2 separate regions of the Homo sapiens genome follow, and region 1 is linked to region 2. A link is an interaction called in ENCODE POLR2A ChIA-PET data of the cell type or tissue named here. Cell type or tissue: CD4-positive, alpha-beta T cell. All regions are shown on one strand. Each heading gives the region's core, and the rest is flanking DNA. Links, peaks and the distances in the headings are about the cores only.

The links. ChIA-PET counts read pairs that join two places held together with the same protein. Peaks named below come from ENCODE experiments on the same cell type or tissue, not always from the same donor. Only the 100,000 strongest peaks of a DNase experiment are listed, where the experiment ranks them.
Region 1: POLR2A ChIA-PET joins it to region 2 with 13 read pairs; 10 of 35 experiments call an interaction of 5 or more read pairs at or near these places.

What each region holds. Positions count from the first base shown.
Region 1 is chr9:93,062,954-93,065,857 of GRCh38, reverse strand. All of the region lies in intron 1 of SUSD3 (sushi domain containing 3), which reads right to left. Among named protein-coding and RNA genes, the nearest start is that of SUSD3, 5.7 kb to the right of the region's middle. RefSeq lists enhancers at 1,169-1,238, 1,269-1,478. In CD4-positive, alpha-beta T cell, for the core only: no CTCF peak of the experiment used is centred there; DNase peaks (open chromatin) are centred at 1,277 and 1,754; H3K4me3 peaks cover 2,205 bases; H3K27ac peaks cover 2,500 bases.
Region 2 is chr9:93,142,816-93,145,719 of GRCh38, reverse strand. All of the region lies in intron 1 of LOC124902212 (a long non-coding RNA gene), which reads right to left. Among named protein-coding and RNA genes, the nearest start is that of NINJ1, 10 kb to the right of the region's middle. RefSeq lists enhancers at 1,296-1,435, 1,023-1,895, 1,896-2,768. In CD4-positive, alpha-beta T cell, for the core only: no CTCF peak of the experiment used is centred there; a DNase peak (open chromatin) is centred at 1,549; H3K27ac peaks cover 1,907 bases.

The sequences.
Region 1 (2,904 bases), core at 187-2,686, 80 kb after region 2:
CAACTACCAAGCTCCATATCTGGAGACATCAGTGCAGGAATGAGTGAATGAATGAATGCAAGAACAAAGGAATGGAGGACTGGCAGCCTCACCTCACAGGCAAGAGTCGTGATCAGCACTCCCCAAGGGCCAGGGACCACTTTGCTTTTTCAGGATCTTGGGATCTGTATATGCACTGTCCTTCTGGCCAAGGAGGTGGCTATGGGATTCTGGAGCCCTGGCAGACACAGCAGGGCAGCCACGGGCTGGCCACGTGGCCCCCTCCCCAGGGCCGCCAGGCAGCCAACACTTCCCAGTCCTTAATTTAGAGCTGCGACTTCTGCATTCCTCTGTGGCTTCCCAGCCCACTGCGGCCCTTGCAGAGAGGAGGCCCCACCAGCCAGAGGTTTGGGAGTAGCCGTTGGCGGATGGGAGGAGAGGTTGGCGAGGGTGAGTGTGTCCAGCACCCACAACAGCGCCTGGTTGAGTGTCTGCCCAGTGAGAGGATGAATGGATGAACGTGAATTCATTCTTTAAAAATAAAACTAGAACTTCATTAGAATAATGAGATGCCTGGAGGGGTGGACCAAGGGATGGAGACAGATGTGAGAAAGCAGGCACAGCGAAATGCGAAGGGTGGAATCAAGCTGGTGCGTGTCCAGGCATAAAATTCTTTCAACTCTGCTGCACGTTCAAAAGAAAAATGCTGGCGGAAGACCTTGAGCATCCCCACTGCTGACATGTAACTGATCCCCTGGGCACATCCCCTTCCCACCCACCAGGGTCCCAGGGAAGGGGTGGCCATACCACTCCCCATCCAGGACCCAGACATTTAACCACTGCTGAGCGGTCTGGGCACTGGGCTGATCCCTAGGACTTATTCTACTGAGACTGTGTGTCACCGCGGGGACATAGCTTTCTCTCAAACAAGACGGATGTGACCGCCAGGGCCTCCCATGCACTCAAGGCAGCCAGGACCAGCTCTGGAGCCAGAGGACCTGGGTTTGAGGGTAGGCCCGGCCTTTCCAGAAGACCCCAGTCACTTCTCCACCCTGGGCCTGTGTCTCCACCTACAAATACCACAACAGGCAGGGTGGGGCGAGGACTGGATGAAATGATGATCATCCCAGCAAGGCCACCTCCACAGCTGACTTCCTCTAAGTGTGTTTTAGAAGGAGCAGCTCCTCCCCCTGCCCGCCCGTGTGTTGTGCTGAGCCCTGTGGGGAGCTCATGACTAGCCATGTCTGAGGTTGACCAGTCGGCTCTCACCTAGCTATGTCTGAGGTCGACCAAGGTCTTGTCTTGGTTCACACTTCATCTGCCAAAAGCCACATCCTGTGTTCTCAGCCGCCAGGTTCTGCTATAGTGAGGGCTCTTGTCCTCAGACAGCAACTGCAGGTGGTGGATTACATGTCACAGTGACAGGCATCAACAGCAGGCAAGCTGTTCCCAGCATCCCCTTCCCAGCATCCCCAGAGCCTGTCCTGCCTGCATCATTGAGCCTCACAGACGTGGGGGATAAAGGGTGAAGTCGGCTGGGTGCGGTGGCTCACGCCTGTACTCCCAGCACTTTGGGAGGCCAAGGTGGGCAGATCACAAGGTCAGGAGATCAAGACCATCCTGGCCAACATGGTGAAACCCTGTCTCTATTAAAAATACAAAAAGTAGCTAGGCGTGGCGGTGTGCACCTGTAGTCCCAGCTACTTAGGAGGCTGAGGCAGGAGAATTGCTTGAACCAGGAGGCAGAAGCCGCAGTGAGCCAAGATCACGGCACTGTACTCTAGCCTGGTTGACAAAGTGAGACTCTGTCTCAAAAAAAAAGGTGAAGTCACCACCCACAACCAAAGAAAGGGGACCAGCCAGCGAGGTAACACTGACCTACAAGAAGTCCGGGATGCGCCGTCAAATTAAAAACTCAAATAAAAGTATAGAACGATTTGGAATACAAGCCCAGTAAAACTGATGCCAGCCCAACTGTCCATGAGCAGAGAAGGATGGTGCCTGGTGGGGCTGGGGGGCCTTAAACGCAGTCCTGGCCTCAGACCCTGCATTTGTAGCCAGCTGACCAGAAGAAGGGTCTCATGCCCAGGTCCTAATGTAAGTGCACTGCTGGAATGGCTTTCCTTTATAAGTCAAGCAGAGGGTCTGGGGGAAGTAACTGGTAGGAGGGAGGGTAGGGTGAGTCCTTGCTCAAGGCTCACAGCCCTGACCTGCCTCCTCAGGGTGGCCAAGAGGTCCAACCTCCTTTAAGCCCTCAGCCAAGGGGGCACAGGGAGGCAAAGTCATGTTCCTGTGGCCTCTCTTGCTGCAGGGGCCACAGAAAGAGAAGCCACTGACCGGCAATGCCCCCTCTTAGCCCCCAGTTGGGTGGGCAGGCTTCCTGGAGGGCTAACCAGTAGGTTCCTGGGGTCTGATCCTGACAAGACCCATCCCAGCAGCAGGTCTTGGACCTGAATTTCTCACCTGGCTCAGCCTCAACTTCCCCGTCTGCAAAACTGGTGACTTGCCCGCCTGGGGTCTGGGAAGAGCAGGACTGCCCTATGGAGATCTTGGAGCAGGATCTGGTGCACAGGATCACTCCCTAGGTCAGGGCTTGAGCAGCCCAGGACATGAGCCCTACTGGGGCCCTGGGCCTCAATCCCCAAGGTCCATGGAACACAGGGAAACTTCAGCCCTTAGCCCTTGATCCCCAAGGTCTGCAGCATACAGGGGACCTTCAACCCTCCAGGCCCCAGTGGGGTCTCCTGTACTCCTTTCCTGAGCCTGGGAGGCCAGGAAACACTTTCTCTGGGCTGGCTCCATTTTCCAGATGAGGAAACTGAGGCCCACAAACCTGCCCAAGGCCCCTGGCTGCATGATGGCAGTGCCAAGAGTAGGAGGCTGGACTCCTGTCCCCTTGGGGTAGCCCTTTCCATAGGATTCACA
Region 2 (2,904 bases), core at 209-2,708:
CTGTAATCCCAGCACTTTGGGAGGTCGAGGCGGGTGGATCATGAGGTCAGGGGATCGAGACCATTCTGGCTAATACGGTGAAACCCCGTTCTCTACTAAAAAATACAAAAAATTAGCTGGGTGTGGTGGCGGGCACCTGTAGTCCCAGCTACTCAGGAGGCTGAGGCAGGAGAATGGTGTGAACCCGGAAGGCGGAGCTTACAGTGAGCCAAGATCACACCACTGCACTCCAGACTGGGCGACAGAGTGAGACTCCGTCTCAAAAAAAAAAAAAAAAAAAGAAACAGGCCAGGCACGGTGGCTCAGGCCTGTAATCCCAGCACTATGGGAGGCCAAGGTGGCTGGATCACTTGAGGTCAGGAGGTCGAGACCAACCTGGCCAACATGATGGAAACCTGTCTTTACTAAAAATACAAAAAAAAAAAAAATAGCTGGGTGGGGCAGCAGGCACCTGTAATCCCAACTACCTGGGAGGCTGAGAAAGGAGAATCACTTGAACCCGGGGGCAGAGGTTGCAGTGAGCTGAGATTGCACCATTGCACTCCAGCCTGAGTGAAACTCCATCTCAAAAAAAAAAAAATTACGGGGGTACCATGCTGGCCTTAGATTGCCTATATCCAGGCTTTTTTCATGTGAGAGAAAAACACATCCTAATTAGTGAAGCCTTTGAATCTTCAATCTCTGTACTGGCAACGAGACTGCTTTTTACCTCTCCAAAACCTTACTATCATTGGTTTTTAGTATATTACAATGATAGAAATTATTTATAGGTATCAAAAGGGGCTTAATTCTTTTGCAATCTGGATATTTTGAGAGTCATTATAGGCAGAAGAAATAACACAAGCAAAGTTGTACAAGCTGGGAAAGACAGGCATTTTCAGGGACACATCAGTTACTTCCTGGAGTGTCTGCCTGTCTGCTCTCGCCTTACTAAGAGAAAGAAGGTGAAGTCATATTGTGGAGACCCTTGCTGCCAGGTGAGACATGAATTCCATTCCCATCATGGAGAACCATGGAGGCAGGGTGTCACAGTGGAGACAATCTATGTTTCCATCTCCCTCCCTCTCTCTCTCTCATTTCTTCCATCCCTCCTTCTGTCTGTCTCCATCTGTCTCCCTTCTTCCTTCTCCCTGCAAGTCTTCCCCTTTCCCCTCCCTGCCTCTCTCCCTCCAGTTGCAGCAGGAGCGTTCTCAGGGAATGCCCTGTCTGGGACAGAACAACTCACAGGGGAACATGGACGGGTCGCACAGCTTGGAGAAGGAGTTGGAAAGCCGACACCCTCCACAGCAGGCGAGCCCAGCCCTGCTGGCACTCTGTGAAAGGCTATTTCTGTGTTTCCTGTGTTCAGACCAAGACATGCCATCCCTGCCTGATAAATGCCCCTTTGTGCTGGAAGGGTTCTCATAAACCCATGAGATGCTCTCAGCCAGACCCAACTGCACGTGGCCCTGAGCTCTGCCCGGCAACAGTACTGCTGGGGCCGGGACCCCTGCCAGCCTAGACGCCATCAGAGCCAGAGACAGGAAATGTGGCATTCTGGGGAGCCGCCCCGGAGGCTATGTGGCTTCTACACAGCACAGGCAACATCCACAGGTGGGACAGGCAGCCATGCCACAGTGAGGCCCCAGGTCACATGCAGAGGCCTGGCTCATGGCCAGACCTGCCTTAAATGTGGAGCTGGGAACTGAGGGGTCTGGCGACTCTGCTCCTTGGGATCCACTTCCTGAGCAGCAGTGGCCACAGGACGAGTCCCTGTGGTTGTTTGGCCCCACCCACCCCATGTCCGGCCATGAGGACACACCTCACATCCTACCTGATCTGTGTGTGTGTGTGTGTCTGTGTGTGTGTGTGTGTGTGTGTAGACAGAGTCTCGCTCTGTCGCCCAGGCTGGAGTGCAGTGGTGCGATCTCAGCTCACTGCAACCTCTGCCTCCTGGGTTCAAGCTATTCTCCTGCCTCAGCCTCCTGAATACCTGGGATTATAGGCGCCTGCCACCACGCCCAGCTAATTTTTGTATTTTTAGTAGAGACGGGGTTTCACCATGTTGGTCAGCTGGTCTTGAACTCCTGACCTTAGGTGATCCACTCTCCTTGACCTCCCAAAGTGCTGGGATTATAGGCGTGAGCCACCGCGCCCAGCCCCTACCTGCTCTTGACAGGAACCAGGGGGTCCCAGGGGCGGTCCCCTGCACAGTGCCACTTCCCTGGCAGCACCCCCACCCTCAGAACTCCACGTCCACCTTCCTTGGACTGGCATATTTCAACTTCCAAATTTTTCCTATAGGCTTCAGTTAAAAGGAAGGAATAGAACCAGAGGTTCGCCACCAAAGCAAGACTCCAGGGAAATTTGGAAGGAGAAGCAGCTGTGGAAACCAGCGTTTTCAGACCGTGAGGCACAGGTGGCCTTCAGATGAGGCCGACAGTGGCCGGGGCAAAGAGCAGAGGACAGAGAGCGAAGGGCATGCCCCCCTGCTTGCCGTCTGCAGTCGCATTCTCTGCAAATAAGGTCGTCTGGGACCCCTGCTTTTCAAGGTTATTGTCCCAGATGATGTATCTTTTTTTTTTTTTCTTTGAGACAGGGTCTCACTCTGTCACCCAGGCTGGAGTGCAGTGGCAAAATTTCCACCCGCTGCAACCTCCAACCCCTGGTTCAGGCAATTCTCGTGCCTCAGCCTCCCGAGTAGCTGGGATTACAGGCATGCACCACCACGCTAGCTAATTTTTGTATTTTCAGTAGACATGGGGTGTTGTCATGTTGGCCAGGCTGGTCTCGAACTCCTGACCTCAAGTGATCCGCCTGCCTTGGCCTCCCAAAGTGCTGGGATTACAGGTGTGAGCCACCACACCTGGCCCCTGATGACATATCCTTGACCAAAATGAAGGCGACACTCGCTTACCTGCTGGC